Linked DNA regions of Mus musculus: region 1 is linked to region 2. A link is a loop called in an ENCODE intact Hi-C map of the cell type or tissue named here. Cell type or tissue: heart. All regions are shown on one strand.

Evidence for each region. Hi-C counts contacts between places; a loop is a spot of excess contacts. Peaks named below come from ENCODE experiments on the same cell type or tissue, not always from the same donor. Only the 100,000 strongest peaks of a DNase experiment are listed, where the experiment ranks them.
Region 1: it touches region 2 in a loop (6-fold over the local background); 3 of 42 quality-filtered maps call a loop at or near these places.

What each region holds. Positions count from the first base shown.
Region 1 is chr6:92,031,425-92,039,424 of GRCm38, reverse strand. Fgd5 (FYVE, RhoGEF and PH domain containing 5) reads right to left here. Exons shown (of 21, transcript NM_172731.3): 4 at 1,342-1,400; 5 at 1,208-1,238. Among named protein-coding and RNA genes, the nearest start is that of Fgd5, 56 kb to the right of the region's middle. In heart, a CTCF peak has its summit at 7,082; DNase peaks (open chromatin) are centred at 1,073, 2,844 and 4,474; H3K27ac peaks cover 575 bases.
Region 2 is chr6:91,975,242-91,983,241 of GRCm38, reverse strand. Fgd5 (FYVE, RhoGEF and PH domain containing 5) reads right to left here and starts at 4,277. Exons shown (of 21, transcript NM_172731.3): 1 at 4,200-4,277. The coding sequence starts at 4,212. In heart, no CTCF peak of the experiment used is centred here; DNase peaks (open chromatin) are centred at 3,461, 3,801, 4,241, 4,821 and 1 weaker place; H3K4me3 peaks cover 2,795 bases; H3K27ac peaks cover 1,836 bases; H3K27me3 peaks cover 4,756 bases.

The DNA.
Region 1 (8,000 bases), 56 kb before region 2:
GACAGAAGAGAGTACCCAGCCTGTGTGAAGCTGCCAGGCAGGAGCAGGCAAGGGAGCAGAATTCAGGGCTCCATTCTTCCCTGCCTTGCTGAGCCACCTTTTAGGAGTGAAGCGGGAAGGTCTGGGATACTTAAGTTTTGGGAGCTTTTAGGTTTAATAACACACAGAACTGGAATCCCAAACAGCGTCCATGCTAAATCAGAAGACTGTTCTGTTCTCCACTCAGAGACGGGACGTCTTCCTGCTCACATGGGGATAGCACAGCAGTGTGGAGTTTAACTGGCTCACCCAGGGACCTGGCTTGGTGCAGGACACTGGGAAATGGTGCTTTGCTCTGCAGACTGGATCATACACGAGAAGAGTGGCGTACGTGTTAGGAAAGCCCATTTCTACCTTGGCTCCATCACTATGTGACCTGGGCCTAGTCACGTTCTTGTCCTCTGAGCTTATACATCACTACCTGCTAAATGTTTAAAGTGGCCGCAGATGGCTCTGACATTGCATGAGATGAAGCCAGGGAATCAAGGACCAAGGCAGAACTGCGGTGGGGCTGTGACTCCTCACACATTTGGGAGAGCTGTCACAAGGCCTAAAACACCCCATTCTGTCATCTTTGCTGCATGCAGCCTTCCCTGGGACCCAGCCTGAACCGAAGCCATCTCCCCACGGAAACCTGCTCAAATGCTCCATATTCATGGTGTCCCCCCTGCACCCTCAATGATTTCTTCTTGCTTTTGTCTCTGGAGAGCTCCTAGAGAGGAGACCAGGGTGACTGAGAAGACCCCTTGGTTCCCTGAACAACTGGCATTGTGCAGGCACATCACGATCCACATAAGGACCCAAAGATAAGGCACATGCATGGAGTTTGGGCACAGTGGTGGAATGCTTACTCACCTGGCATGCTGTGAGTCATAGGTTCCATCCCCACCACCACAGAAACAAACACACAAACTGCCCTCGACACCCCCATCTATCCTCAAACGTCCTCCCAGAGCCTTCTGCCAGAGCTCCCACCCCACCCAGGCAGGGAGGCATCCTGCCCAGTACATCCATCAACCGGCCAGGCTTCCCTGAAAAGCCTGGCCCAGAGCCTGAGCCACTAAGCCTATAAATGTAGTCACCCCTGTCTGCTCCCTGATTTCTGCCTCTCAGAGTCCAGCCCTGTAAAGGGACAATTCATTAGAGACAATCAAAATGATGAACTCACCAGGCTTAAGTGCTGCAACATCTGCACATATCTGTGGAAGGAAAGAGGCATGGGTCTGCATTAACTGCATCCTGGCCAAGCTAGGAGGGGCAGGGCTTAGTGTATAAGCCATGGGCAGCTGCTGGGGCACTCACGCTTTCTCTGAAGACAGCAGCTCCTGAGCGATGACAAGGGCTCTAGACTGTCCTTCACCCTGTGGGGGAAAACACAGTGATGAGCAGGGTTGGTAGCTGAGAAGACAACCCTGAAAGTGACCTTGCTATCAGAGGTGGGTCTGAGTGTTTGTCACAACCAGAGTGACCACCAGCAAATGACTCATTGATCCTTAGTTTCCTCATCTATGCACGTGGCCATGAAAAGTATCTACCCAGAAGGCTGCAGAACAAATGCCCTGCATGGTGTTTGACTCAGTGCTCAGGAAATGCCCCTGTGAGGGTGGCACGAATTTGGCTCTAGCATCCTGTCCCACCAGTCCTGATCACCTGTTGTCTCTGTACGAGGGCATCCTCTTAAGTGTCTTTCTGGAAGCAAACCTTAATTTCCCCCGTGCAGACAGAGCAACCTAAACATGCCCTTAGAGCTTAAACCTTGTGTGCTTCTAACCCCATTGGGCCCCTGTTGAGTCACTATTTGAGAAACCAGAGGGCTGCCTACAGCAGGCACAGTGTACCGTCAGCGCACAGCTCTAGAATTAAGCTACTTCCTGTCTCTGACTCTCCATCACTGAACAAGACATTCATTTTCTTTGGGCATGAATTTCTTCTCTGTAAAATGTGCGCAGCAATGCAAGGATCTGACCCATGCACACTGTGGAGAATCAACAAGCCTGCGTGCTTTCGACTGAAATAGAGTGAGATCCAACAATCCTTCACGTTTGTCCTTCTGATGATGACCTCCTGACTCGGGATCTCAGCACACACTCTTCCCTCTTTCTCGCAATGCCTTTCCCCACATCTTCTCATCCCACTCTCTGACTCTTTCAGGACCCTGTTCAGTGGTCACACACTCAAGTAGCCTCTATGAGCATCTGTAGTGCTCACTTTTCTCACTGCTGTCACTAAACACCTGACAGAAGGGACTTAAGAAGGGTTTATTTTGGCGCCCAGTTCAGGGAATCAGTCCATCATGGCGAGGGAGACGTGGCAGCTGGTCACACTGTATCCATGGTCAAGAAACAGAGAGAGGTGAGTGCTGGAGGTCAGCTCACTTTCTCCTTCTTATTCCATCCCAAAATGTCAGACATGTAGCTAGGGTGACCTACCCTACTCAACTTCCCAACTCGGCCCAACCTAGAAACTCCCTCAGAGCCATGCTCAGAAGTTTGTTTCTAGGAGATTCTAGATCCTGTCAAGTCTTCAGTATTAATCACCACAGCTCTAACCTAGAGAACGACAGAAGTCATTTTCTGCTCTTGGGTTACAACATTGGTTTCTGCCAAAGGTGCTTTCCTATGCGTCTTAGGAAAATCAACAGCAGGCATGGCTCCTGTTTGCAGGATGACAGCACACCCCAATCCCCAGAGATACCTAAAATATCTCCAGACACTGCCAGGCAGACGTCCCATGCTGATAAAAGCAGATAATCCATGCAGTGTCTGGCATGGATTAGGTGCCAAATAAACACAGCCTTTCCCCAGCTGCCGGTTCCTAATGACTTCCTGGAAGTTTAAATCCCTGTGGCCGTCACACCAGGGCAGAAGCCGGCCTAGCTCTGTCTTCCTTCTGTAGCACACTGCAGTCTCCAGCTGGAGTGTGAAGACAGAAGACTCTTAGTACAGAGACACTAGGGGAAGCCTCTGGCCCTTGCTGGCCTCTTCCCTCCCAAGGGAACCAAACCAAACTCACATCCCATCTATGTCTGCAGGAGCAGTGTTGGGCTCTCACGGCAGAGGCTTTAACAGAATCCAGCAGGTGGGAAACCCTTACAAGGGAAGATGCATCTGCCCAGGGCAGGCCTTGGCAGACTAGGGGATACATGGCAAAGCATCCACAGACAGTGGTAGGCAGGAGACCTAAAGCTGTCTGTCCCCTTATAAAATGAGAACAGGAGCCAAACTGATCTCAGTCTCTTGTCAGGCCAATAACTCAACTCTTAGTTGAGAGCCTCTGCTCAGGTGGTAGAAGATCTGGGTTCAATTCTTGGGCCCTGCCTCTTCCAGTCCTTGTGCCTGTGCTCCTCTCTGAGCCCCAATTGTCAACAGGAAACAATAACATCTACTGAATGGCACAACAGCTCCCAGGTAGGGGTACCCAGGAACTGCTAAGCATAGCTCTGACCTATGTATACTTGCTATTTCCCTGAATCTAGCTACTTCAATTTTCTCTTTTTGCATAGCCAAGATTCCACTCTAGGTCCAGCTCCCATGTCCAAGCACCAACAAAGAGACAGCATGGCAAAGCACACACCCTCCCCTGACACCCCGGCTGGGTCTAATAAGCCCACTTCAAGTCCAGGATACTGTTAAGCCAGATGTGGTGGCAAGTACTACTCTAGTCCTAGATGGAGGAAGAGGATCACTTGAGCCCAGGAGTTTAGGGCCAGCCTGGGAAACAGAGAGAGCCCATCTCCAAACAAACCTGAACACACACACACACACACACACACACACACACACACACACACACACACACACACAGAGCTTTTGATGCTCCGATAAGCCCATTGTAAAGTCAAAATATCCCAGGTCAGCCCATTGCACTGCGCTCAGTGAACTGCACATGCCTATTCTCTTCTAGGTGGCAAGTGTTCCTGCGTGGCACCTAGCTGGGTCAAGCACTCCAGGACTGGCCAGGCTGGCCCCTTAAACTCAGCTCCTTCTCCTCTCTGATCCTCAGGACAGCCACCACAGAGCTGTGAAGAGGCTAGTGCCTGATTCTTCCCCAAGGCTGTAGGCAGCACTGTGAATGTGTGACCGCTTGGTCACATGCCTTGATGGTCTCACCTGGACAACAGGGTGTGCACCCCACACTGCAGGGCCGTGGTGATGGATGGGAGAGGTTGCTCTCTTCCCAGACTTTTGAAATTGTCGTCATCACCATTGTTAGGATTTCAGAGGGTCGGGGACAGGTTTCTGGAAGGTCCCTGGCATGGGCAGCTCTGCACGTCCCTGCTGTCAGACGGGCAGACCCAGGGTGGGACACGCAGGCCACTGAGCTTCAGGGTGATGATGGATGTGTCTTCACTAGGGAGGCCTGCCAGGCTTGGTGCCCCGGGTTCTCCTCCAAAGCTGCTGCTGGGTGGGGCCCAACTGGGCCATTTAACAGATGTTTACTTAACCAGGAAGTGAACTTGCAGGCTGAAGGCAGTGTCCAGGGACATGCTTCTGGGAACAGGGCTCCTCCCAGGAGCATGGGGTTGGGGCACAAGGGCCTGCACACGCTATTGCCGAGACCCAGGTTGTGAGCGTTGACAGCTGCCTGACCCTCACCAGGGCTGTCCCCAGGGTTAGCCAGTCCTGTCCCTCCTCAGCTCTCCCCAGACAAATCAGTTGGTTTTAAGCTCAGCTACTCAGGGCCAGTCCTTCCTCAAGGGAATCTCATTAAACAGCAGGCCCAAGGGAGAGTCCAGGGCGCTGTCTCTGTCTCCATGCCTTAGTTTCCCCAGATGGCAGAGCAGGGAGCTCTAAGAGTCCTGGGTGGGGCTCCTCCTTTTCTTAAGTATCCGTGGGGGTCTGGAAGCTTCCCTGAAGCTGGTTGGAACTATCCTGGCAATGAGTAAGAACAGAGGGGACCAGGAGGGCGTACTCATCTTTCCCTCAGTCAGACCCAACTGGCACTTAAACATGTAAATCCAGCCACGCTTCTCTCCCCTTGACTCACAGAACATAGTAGCCTTTTATGCTAGTACGTAGTGAACTTTGCTTTTTTTTTTTTTTTTTTTTTTTTCCGAGACAAGGTTTTTCTGTGTAGCCCTGGCTGTCCTGGAACTCACTCTGTAGACCAGGCTGGCCTCAAACTCAGAAATCCACCTGCCTTTGCCTCCCAAGTGCTGGGATTAAAGGTGTGCACCACCACAAAACTTTGCTATTTTTAAGTGGATTACAAGATGGATTCTTTTTTTTTTTGAAACATGGTTTGATGTACTTGAGGGTGGCATTAAATCTCCCTGCCTCCACCTCCCCAGGGCTAGGACCACAGGTGTGTGTGCCACCACAACTGGCTTATATGCTACCCTTAGGGCCTCAAGCATGCTAGGAAAATGCTCTACCAACTGGACCCCAGCACTAGCCCATGGAAGTGCTCTCTGTGTAAACAAGAATGAGAAAAGGCTTGTTACAACAAGACTCTTTGGGACCCTTTGTTATTAAGAGGGCGGTGCTATGACAGAGGCTGCCCCACAGGAATGGCATAAGACACAAATGGACATGTCCTAGAGAGCACAATTTTGAATGGCAAGCCTGATTGGCACTGTGTTGTGACACAGGAGGTAAGACAGCCTCAGCTGGGACTGTCCCTTAGGATGGTCTGTCCAAAAACAATACAAGCTTCCCCTCAATATCCAATCCCAAGGGCCCCAAGATGCTGACTTTAAGACCCAGCAAAGAGGTCACCTGCCCTGAATTTCCTCACAACAACTTGTTCTGGTACATGGCTGCCCACATACCAGATTGTCATAAGCCAATCACAGAGCAGGAAGGGCACGTGTCTAGATACTTTACAAGTCTTCAGCGAGTGGAGGGTCTGTCATGGGGCTGCGGAAAGGTTCTGAGGTCATGTCTGCCAGGCAGCCAGATGGTTCCAGGGGTCTCTGTCCCCAAGTTCTCTCTCCCCCCCCCCGCCCCCCGAGATGCAGATCCAGCAGCAAAGCCTTCCATAGTACTAGAAAAGTCAGAGACATACTAGGAAAATGGCTTGCTGATCATCCCCACTGTCACATGGAGAAGAGGAATTCCCAAATGCATGCAGGACAATGGAAGAGAAGAGCCAGCAAAAACTCATGGCTTCCTGCGATCAGTGGAAGGGGAGGAAGCTGCCTGAAAACTCTGGGAGGGCTCTGGGTCTGGCTGTAGTATGTGATGGACCTGTAGTGACAGAGTGGCATCTTGGAACTCCCTGCCCAAGGTGACATCTCTTTACTGCTGATGTTACTTCTAATCTGCTGTAGGCCCTGAAGTGAGCCCAGGTAGCTTTCAGTTCCTTCTTGGGAGACACAGGGCAGGGCTTTGGTGTCCCTGACACCTACATTCACCAAGCAGCTGCCTACCTCTCCTTTACTCAGCTGCTGGGAAACCACCTTCTACCCATCGTGTCCACAGTTAGACAAGATGCAGTGTGTAAGTGAAACCCTGCAGAATCGCCACTGTGTCCGACTCCTTCACTTAGCAAAATGTCCTCTGATGCTATTCACTCCTAGAAATGGCAGGATCTCCTTCTTAAGGGCTGAATACGATTCCTCTGTTAAATTTGTGTCTCTCTCTCTCTCTGTGCCCGCACATGTCAGGGAACAACTTGTGGATGAAAATTTTCTCTTTCCATCATGTGGATCAAACTCAGGCCGTCAGAGTTGGTAGCAAGTGCCCTTACCTGGTGAGTTCTATTGTCTCCATATTCCATTGTGTGTTCTGTCTCTGTCTCTGTCTCTGTCTCTGTCTCTGTCTCTGTCTCTGTCTGTCTGTCTGTCTGTCTGTCTGTCTGTCTGTCTCTCTGTGTGTGTGTGTGTGTGTGTGTGTGTGTGTGTGTGTGTGTATCTCCTGTGTTTTCTGTACCCATCCACCACAGACAGACACTAAGAGGGCAGGCCTCCCATTAAATGTTCTTAGCATGATTATAAAACTAGAGCGTCTAAATGCCCCTTCCAGCGTGCTACCTTCTGGGATCCTAGGGCAGTGGCTATAACTAACTTGCAAGCTTCCATGCTAGCAGCAGGAGGAGCCATCTCACAGCTGTCTTGTCCCTGCATCTCACTTTGGTTCTAGAAGGTTCATCATAACTTCAAAAGCTAATAGGTGTCTGCATGACATTCTCCTGTTGGCTCCTGCCTCCTGTAGATGATCCTTCACCTTCTCATGCATGCTGGCTAGTTCTTGTGTCAGCTTGACACAAGCTAGAGTCAAATAGAGAGAGGGAACTTCAATTGGAAAAAAAACCTCCACCAGTAGGCAAGCCTGTGCATTTTCTTAAATCAATGTATAAGAGCTCAACCCTCTGTGGGTGGTACCACCCCAGTGCTGGTGGTCCTGGGTTGGGTAAGAAAGCAAGCTGAGCAAGCTATAGGGAGCAAGCTAGTAAGCAGCACCCCTCCATGGCCTCTGTATTAGCTCCTACCTCCAAGCTCCTGCCTTGGGTTCCTGCCCTGACTTCCCTGGACGATGGACTGTAAGCTGTAAGCTGAAATAAACTCTTTGCCCCCCAAGTTGCTTTTGGTCAGTGTTTTTTTCCCACAGCAATAGAAACCTTAACTTCATGTAACCATGACCAATTCTCTTACGAGGACAGCTCCCCCACCCCCACCTCTGCTCCTATACCACCTGCATACCCCAACCCAAGCCTCAAATACCTCTCTAGATATGCATGGCTCACACACAGCACCAAGGCTGTCCGGCCTCACAGACAGCCATTGTTGGACTGGAAGACACATCACACAGACAAGTTGGTAAGATGGGCATGCCAAGCTAGGAACTCCTGAGGTTGGGAACCACATTAGCATCTTCATTGGCATCTCACAGAGCTGAGGGTGCTGCTGAGGCTGACCTTCAGAGACATCATGCCAGGCATCATGGCATTGTGCCATCTGACTGGGGCCTGGGGTGGGGTCTGGGATGCTGATTGTCTAACAGGCATTGAGGAGCTGTGGT
Region 2 (8,000 bases):
TGGAGAGAACACGATTTCCTACTTCCACCATCTGCCACACCACCTCTCCTTTATCCCACAGAACATTTCCCCTACAGTGGAACTCCAGGAACCCTGGTGTCAGTGAGAAGGGTAAAGTCCACGGACATTAAGGCAGAGAAATGAGGGGCAGCTTGTCAGGTGAGATGTGTGTCAAAAGTAGTGTCTGAGTCCACCTACAGTGTGACTAAGTGACTTAAGTCAGTTCCCACTCAAGTCTCTCTAGTAAGGATCCATGGGTTCATATATACTGTACTCCTATCCTGTGTGGGGCCCTAGTCTAGAGTCTCGAGACATACCAACAAACCCCTCTGGTCTCACAAAGGGGTCATAAAAGATGTAGAAAAAAAGGGAGAAGCTGGGACTCAGTGTGTCCATACGACAGGAGGGAACCCAATGCTTTTGGGCAGGAAGAGTGGGGAGAAGGAGGTGTGTAGGAGATGAGGCTCAGAGATGCCTGAGCTTTTTCTCAGGGGCTTAAGGAGCAGGGTGAGACAGAGGACACATGCCTGCAGACAGACAGACAGATAGACAGACAGACTAAACAATTGTAGTGAGTGGGCATGATAAGGGACATAAGGGAGGTTCTCACACTATTCCAGACCAGCCACAGTGATGGAGCCTGGACCAGACTGGAACAACAAGGAGTCAAACTCCAATGAGGAAACAGAATTCAGAAGGATGGCGTGTGCATGGGCAGATATGGATGTGGGAGAAGAAAAGTTCCCAGGTAACGAAATGATAATAAAAAGAAATTTAAGCCTGAGAACCCAGAAGAGTGATATCAGAACAATTTATTCACAATAGCCAAGATGGCCAGGGCTGGGAAGGGAGACCCAGGATTTCAGTGTGCAGAAGTCCAACTGAGTTACTTATCATACACCTAGTGGAGATGACCAACAGGCTCTGAGTTCTAGGGGCAGGTCTGTCACAGGTAGACATAGTGGGATGTGATGTAAGTCATGGACAGGGAGAAGTAGGACCCAGGAAGGAGACTGCAGTGAAAGGAAAGCACAGCAGTGCACAGGGGACAGCCTGGCTTGCTCCTGTCTGCCACCCTGGCAGGGAAAGCTCCCGATTCCAAGATGGGCTTTGCTCTCTTGATGGACATGCTAAGGGACTGGGGTCACAATAAGAGAAAACACAGAGCCAGGGAAGTCAGCAGAGGTGATGATGTGTGCAAAGCCCAGAGACAACAACAAGAAGCCCTCAGGGTCGGTTGCATCCCAGTGGCTGAGCTGTGGGGGTCTGAGAGCTATAGGTGAAGCCAGCACTAGAACTGTTCCTCTGGGCTGAGCTTAACTTCCTGGTTGTGGACCCAATCATGGACTTGGCTGGCACCCTCTGGCTGCCCGAGAGCCTTCTCTCTCCCTGAAGGTAATGTGCCCCATCCCAGGCACCAAAGCCCACGATGCCTGGAGATTTGCCATACCTGAGGATAGTGCAAAGACAGAGCACCCCTTTAGTCAAAATGCTAACTAGTGGATGGGCACAGAAAGAAAGAACGTTTTCAATAGCGCCTGATGATACAAATCACTCCCAGCCGGCTGCTGGTACTAGCTGCTATTTTCTCTCTAGATTTTAATTAAATATCTGTCACTCACACATTCATGCCTGCTGCTCCCTCACAGCCATGCAGGAGTCCAGTTAGATGGAGGCTGGGAAGGAGCCCTGGACAGGGAGCCAGAGCCTCAGCCTCCATTCCTGACTAAGCCACTAAATGGAGATGTCTCCTTGGCCAAGTCTCTCCCCTTCTCATGCCTCAGTTTCCCCACCTGTAGAGTTGGACCCAAAAGTTAATCCCCCCAGTTCTTCCAACTCAGGGGGCTTCTTGCAGCATCTTTTGACACTCTGACATCTGATCCCAAGTCTTTCTCCCCTGCCATTCCCTCCACTCCCCCTGGAGCAGCGCTCCTGACCATATGTCGCAAGAACAATTATCTTCCAATTTCACCTTGCAATGCATCTTAATTTAACATCCATTCCTCAGTGCCCGCTGGAAAGTCCAAGCCAAGCCTTCTGGCTTCTAATTAGGCTGCTGTTAAAGCTTGTCCAGTGACCCACAACAGGGCACTTCCCAGGAAGACAGTGGGAGACAGAGTGCGGGGAGGCCTAGGGTCTGGTACCAGCCCTTCTCATACAGCTGTGTGTATACATCCTACATCCCTCTGCCTCTGGAAGCCACGTCTTCCTTCTGGGGAAGGAAAGAACTACCCACCTTTTCATGGCACTATTGTGAGTTCGAGGAAATCAACAGACACAAAACACCTGACAAAGTCAAGAGGCAAACATCCCCTATGCACCAAGATGGGCCTGGATTTAAAAACAAAATGGCTTTCAAACTGGATTTCGATCCTGTCTTGGCCCCTGAACAGATCAGAGTAGCTCAATTTCCCATCGTCAGGTTGTTGTTGATGATGTTAACTAGACTGACAGAAAGAATACACGGTAGTGGTAACTAATCCATTATAAGTTCCCGGGAAATATGAGTTAGTGTTCAGTGGTCGCTTGGACTGTGTTCTGCTTACTTTATTGTTGGTTAGTAGAGACAAGTCTGAGACAGATCTTGATTTGTCCGATAGATAAACTGAGGGACAGCAGTTAAGAAACCTGCTCAAGGTCACATAAGCATATGGTGGCTCTGAGATCCAACCCCAGGGAGTCCTGGAGCCATGAGATCTGGAGGCAGGGAGTGTGACATCCACCGGTCACCATGGAAGGCTATCATATTGAAAAGGGAATCATGTCTACAGACACAAATTACAAGGCAGCTAGATCTAAAAGTGCCCACTGCAAAGGCTTCCTGGGGTCAAATCTACATCTAAATTTGTTCTGTTTCCCTCCACCCTCCAGACTCTTAGGAAAGGAGGGCCTGCTCCAGCTTCATACAGGAAAATATGGGGAAGCTGGACTGGCTCTCTCCATTGTTACCAAGCTGTTTTGTTAGGAGAGTAGGGAAAGCCAGCCTATCTCTGTCCAGACTACAACCTTCCCCAGAGAGCAGTGGGTAGCCAGCCCCTGGGAACCCTGTTCCAGTCCTCTCCACTCCTATGCGGTGACTCTCCTCCTTATGCCCCTCAATTCTGTGACCCACGTTAATTACCCTCAGCAACACCAATGCCTGGACACAGGGAGGTGGCTGCCCCACTCCTCAGTCTGTTGTAAGACCAGCCCAATGTCTCCAGCCGCACCTTGCTCCCAAGACAATGACTTTTCAGTAAAACACTCTTAAAAAGAAAAAAAAGCCTCAACTCCTCCTGCCCCTCACACACACCACCACTACTGCCACCGCCACCACCGAGGCCACCACCACCACCACCAACAGCAGCAGTAACAGCAGCAGGATATGGTTCCAAGACAGCCAAAATGGTGGCTTCCTGTTTCTTTGGGGATGTGTGTTGGGAAGTGTGGCATTGAACAGGGTCCTTGGTGAGGAAGGAGTTCCTCTTCTGCTCAGCGATAGCAGTAAAAGAAAACAGGGTGCAACCGCGTGGAGCAGATAGGTCTCAGGATTACTACCTAGCACGCGCTCATCTTTGAGAACTTTCCTGTGTACAGCAGCTGGGAATCCAGATTCCAGGCACCGCCCATCTGACTGAGGCTCACTTTCTCAATCTGCTAAATGGCACTCCTCGGCAGAGATCGCTAAATTTCTTTGAGAACACTTTTGTGTTTCCCGGAATCACTGACCTGGTGAAGTCTGATTCACAGACTGAGACCCGAGGGGGAAGGGGGTAAGAGGGACGCTGACGCTCCTGGGAGTGACGGGGCCTCGGACCGGTAGTGGAGCCCGGGCTGAGGGTTTTAAGAGGGGTGCATCTAGAGGAACAGCCCAAGCTTCCTAACTCAACCAAGGTGTTTGATGGCAGAGTGGGGTGTGTCGAGCCCTGGAGTGCCAGAACAGACTGGCGTCGGCGCCCGGGAACCAAATGCAGCCACCAAAGGGTGAAGGAGGACCTGCTGGGACCCAAAGGACAGAAGGGGAAGGATTGGGTGTTGGAGGGCACGATTTGGAAGGCAGGGTGTCCTGGTTTCTGAGGGGACCCTTCCTCGGGGGACAACGGCGAGGTGCGTGGGACAGAACACCCGAACTCTGGGCTACTAGAGAGGGGAACCCGGGTCCCGCAAGCTCCACTCGCAGAGCCTGCCGCCGGAGCGCGGAAGGTGGCGCGGGCTCCTACCTGCTCTGTGCATCTTCCACCGCGGAGCCCGAGGCTGGTCGCTGCGTGCTGTGCGGGTCGGTCAGTCGGAGTCCCACTGCCGCCCAGTCCACCGCGCCCGCGCCCGCCCCGGCCCGGCCCGCCCCGGGCGCAGCACTCCGCGGCAAGGCGAGGGGCGCTGGGCGCGGGGCTCGGGTTGGGCGGGGCGTCCGCTCAAGCTCGGGGCTCCAGGCTCCGGCCGCGCCTCCGCCCCCTCCTATGTTTCCTCCCGCTCCCGAGAGGAAGGCTTTTTTTTTTTTCTTTTTTTTTTTTTTCTGTGCTGTCAGAGACCGAGGGTCCCGGCGTCCCCACGCACACTTAAAGGGGCCAGGGCTATGATCAAGGAGACCAAAGGAGCTGTACAAGGCTTAGGGACAGAGGCCATCCATCCCTTTATTTTCAGATTTGGATGTTCATTCAGTCTGGGCTAGGCGACCACGGAGCGTGATAGCTACAAGTTCTCTTCCTCATGGAGAGCTCAAATGAAGAGGTCGTTAGGGACAGAAGGCGAATTAAACCAACAAACACCATGGAGAAGCACCCTGGCTGTGAAGAAGACCAGTTGGGGCTCTCCATAGCCAGAACCCATGGGGAGTGTGTGAAATGCGCATTTCCGGGCCCTCATCAGACTCAGAATCAGAGCAACTGCCAGGACTTTCTGAGGAAACCCAAGTCAGAAGCCGGGAGCTTCAGAGTATGTCTGTGTAGTCATCCATCACCTCTTGGAGATGGCTGGAAAGGGCTATCTCGTTTCTGGGGGTGGGGGTGGGGGTGGGGGGCTTGATTCACATTGTATCCAGATAGTGAGACCCAGTATCTCCTCCGTACTGCCTGTTAATGACCATATAGATGCCTTTGCCCTCAGGGAGTCCTGTCTGACATACACAGTCCTACAGCTTGGGTCTGGAGCTCAGAGGAGGTCCCCAGTGAGAGGGGTCAACCAAACAAGAAGTGAAGGAGATAACTTGGGGGGACTTGAGGCATGTAAAGGCATGACATGTCCTTGAGCGGTCTATGTTTCCCTCTACTGTACAATTAAGAACTGAATTTGAATTTTTCAAATGACCTTTTCATCCCAGAGTCACCACACCAGACACTGAAACCTCCAGCCCTTTGTGGAAAAATACTTTTGACTCTGGAATAGAAAATTTATGGCTGGGGTCAGCGAGATGGCTCAGTGAGTAAAGAGCTTGCCACGTAAACCTGGACATCAGAGTTCAATCCCTGGACCTCACATAGGTGGAAGGAGAGAGAGCAGATTCCAATGGTTGTCTCTGGTCTCCACAAGTGCACCATGGCTTTGGGTGCCTTTCCCCAACTCATGCTAACATTAAATAGATGATTAATTAAAAGAGAAAAAGAAAAAGAAAAAAAGAAAATCTGACTGAGTACATTACTGGTTATTGGTAGATTCAATCGATCTGTGCATGGTGGTTAGCTCAGGATGGAGGTGATGCTGGTGGAAATGGAGGTGACAGAGATGACATTAGAAGTGAATGAGGACATTGGCGGTGAAACAGAAGGAGAGAGAGTGGTAGTGCCCCAGGTAGAGAAGGAGTGGTCATGCAAGTCATGGTGTCCTCAGTGTAGGTGGTGGAATAGGTGACGCAGAGGTGGTGAGCAGGTAAGAGGGGAAGGAGTTGGTGGTGATAGAGGTGGAGATGGAGCAGGTGATAACGGGGGTAGAAGTGGCAGAGTTGAGGCAGGAAGACGGTCAAGGTGATGGAAAGAGTGGTGATGATGGAGATGATGGTACACGGGATAGAGATGGCTGTGTTTTTCCAGGTGGTGATGGTGGAGATGGCATATGGGATAGAGGTGGTTGTGTTTTTCCAGGTGCTGATGGGGATATTTGGCAGTGACACAATAGTAGGGAATGACATGTGGTGGGCAGGGGCAGAGGATGCGGAAGTGGTTAAAGTGATAGAGATGGCGGAGGTGACAGAAAAGGTGGATGGTAGAGTCAGTCAGGGTGATGGGGGTAGGAGGAGTATATGTGATAGAACTGATAAATTTGCTCGGGTTGACGGCGACAGTATGGGTGACTGGGCTGATGGAGCCGGTGTAGGGATGGAGGCGTGAAGGTGCTGTGCACGGTGGAAATGGAGTTTGGCAGCGTGGGGATGATGGAGTCAGCTGAGTGGTGGTAGAGGTGGTGGCGAGGATGAGGGGATCTATGTTTTAAGGTGTGTGAAACGGAGTGAACTGGTAAATCCATTGATGTAAAAAAAAAAAAAAGAGCTTGTCTTTTAGAATAAGCAGTAAAATCCTAAGAACATGGCCTCAGCGGGATCAGGAGGGAGGCTCTGGTTCAGTGGCCGCTACTGTTGATTTTGCTCTGGGGTTTGTGGGGAGGGGTTCAGGGTGGTGGCAGGAAAATCCCGGAATGCTTTGCTAAGCTCTGCCAACCCAACACTGTTGGATGTGGGATTTGTGAGCACAGCCCCAAGGCCAGTTGGGAAACCTCACAGCATTCAACCAGTTCACCTGCAGGCAGAGGGGTGGTGGGTGCGGAGTGACAGGCTGTGAGGGAAAGACTTGAACCCCTTTGTTTTCGAACTCCTTTGTTTTTCCTTTCCAGAGAAGATGGATCCCAAAGCTTTTGTTTGCAGTGGCTTTGCAACCATCCTGCCCAGGGTGATGACATGTGGTTACCATTTGAGCCTTGAGGAATGCATTCTTCCCATTACAAGGATGGGGACCATTACAAGGATGGTCAACTTCGACCCGAAATGTATGTTTGGTTTCTTTTTGTTTTTTAATTTTAATTTTAACTTTTTAATTATTTGGTTGTTTTTATTGTTTCCTGAGACAGGCTTTCTCTTTTCTGGGACTCGCTCTGTAGAGCAAGCTGATCTCAAACTCAGAGAGCAGAGTCACCTACTGTGGGGGATGGGGTTCTATGTTCTTATTATGTGCTGTGTCAGAGAGCATCTGCTGCCTCAGTTACCCTGGAGCTGTGGTGGGCATGGGATGCCTGTGGCCTGCCTCAACAATCAGAGCCTTATAGAAGGCCTGCCTCTATAAAGCTCTGCCTCCCAAGTGCTGGGATTAAAGGTATGGGCCAATATACCCGGCTTCTAGTCAGTCTTAAATCCTATCCATCTACTTGGCTCTCTAGTTGCCAAGAGTCTGTCCCCACTTCCCTAGAGGAGCTTGGCAGCAGCGACACCTTGAAGACAGCTGCCCACAGAGGCAGGGTGCTCAGTCTCCAGCAGACCTCTTCCTGCTCCCTCTTTCTGTTCCTCTTTCCTTCTCCCTCGCTCTTCCTTTCTGTACCTTCTAGTGACAAAGCATCCCAGCTGTGCAGGAATGTCATATAGAAGGGGTCCCAAAGGAGCCCTCTCTATGGCTCTGAAACATCTGAGAAACAGTCAGGTAGGTATAAGGTCTGAGCTGAAAGAACTGGGTGCAGAAGTAACTGGGGTGGATGCCCAGGGTATCCTTTGGGTGAGGCCATGGCGGTGGTAACCCATGCTCAACCCGCTACATCCTGCATCCTTCTCATGGCTACAGAAAGGGCTAGCTGTAGCTCTCCTCACTGTGCATGTGAGGAAACTGGACACAGAGAGGCCAGGCTGCACCCAGGATGCAAAGCAGCGTTGGAGCTGGATCTCAGTAAGTGTAGCTCCCAGGCTTGTGCCTACCACTTGCCTTCTGCCTCCTCCATTCAAGTCACCCTGGCAGATCAGAGCCAGCATCCTAAGCCCTCCTTCTCACCCTCCTGGCCTTCTATAAGCATATCTGATTGGCTGCCCAGCCAGGCCTTGAGGCAGGCCACAG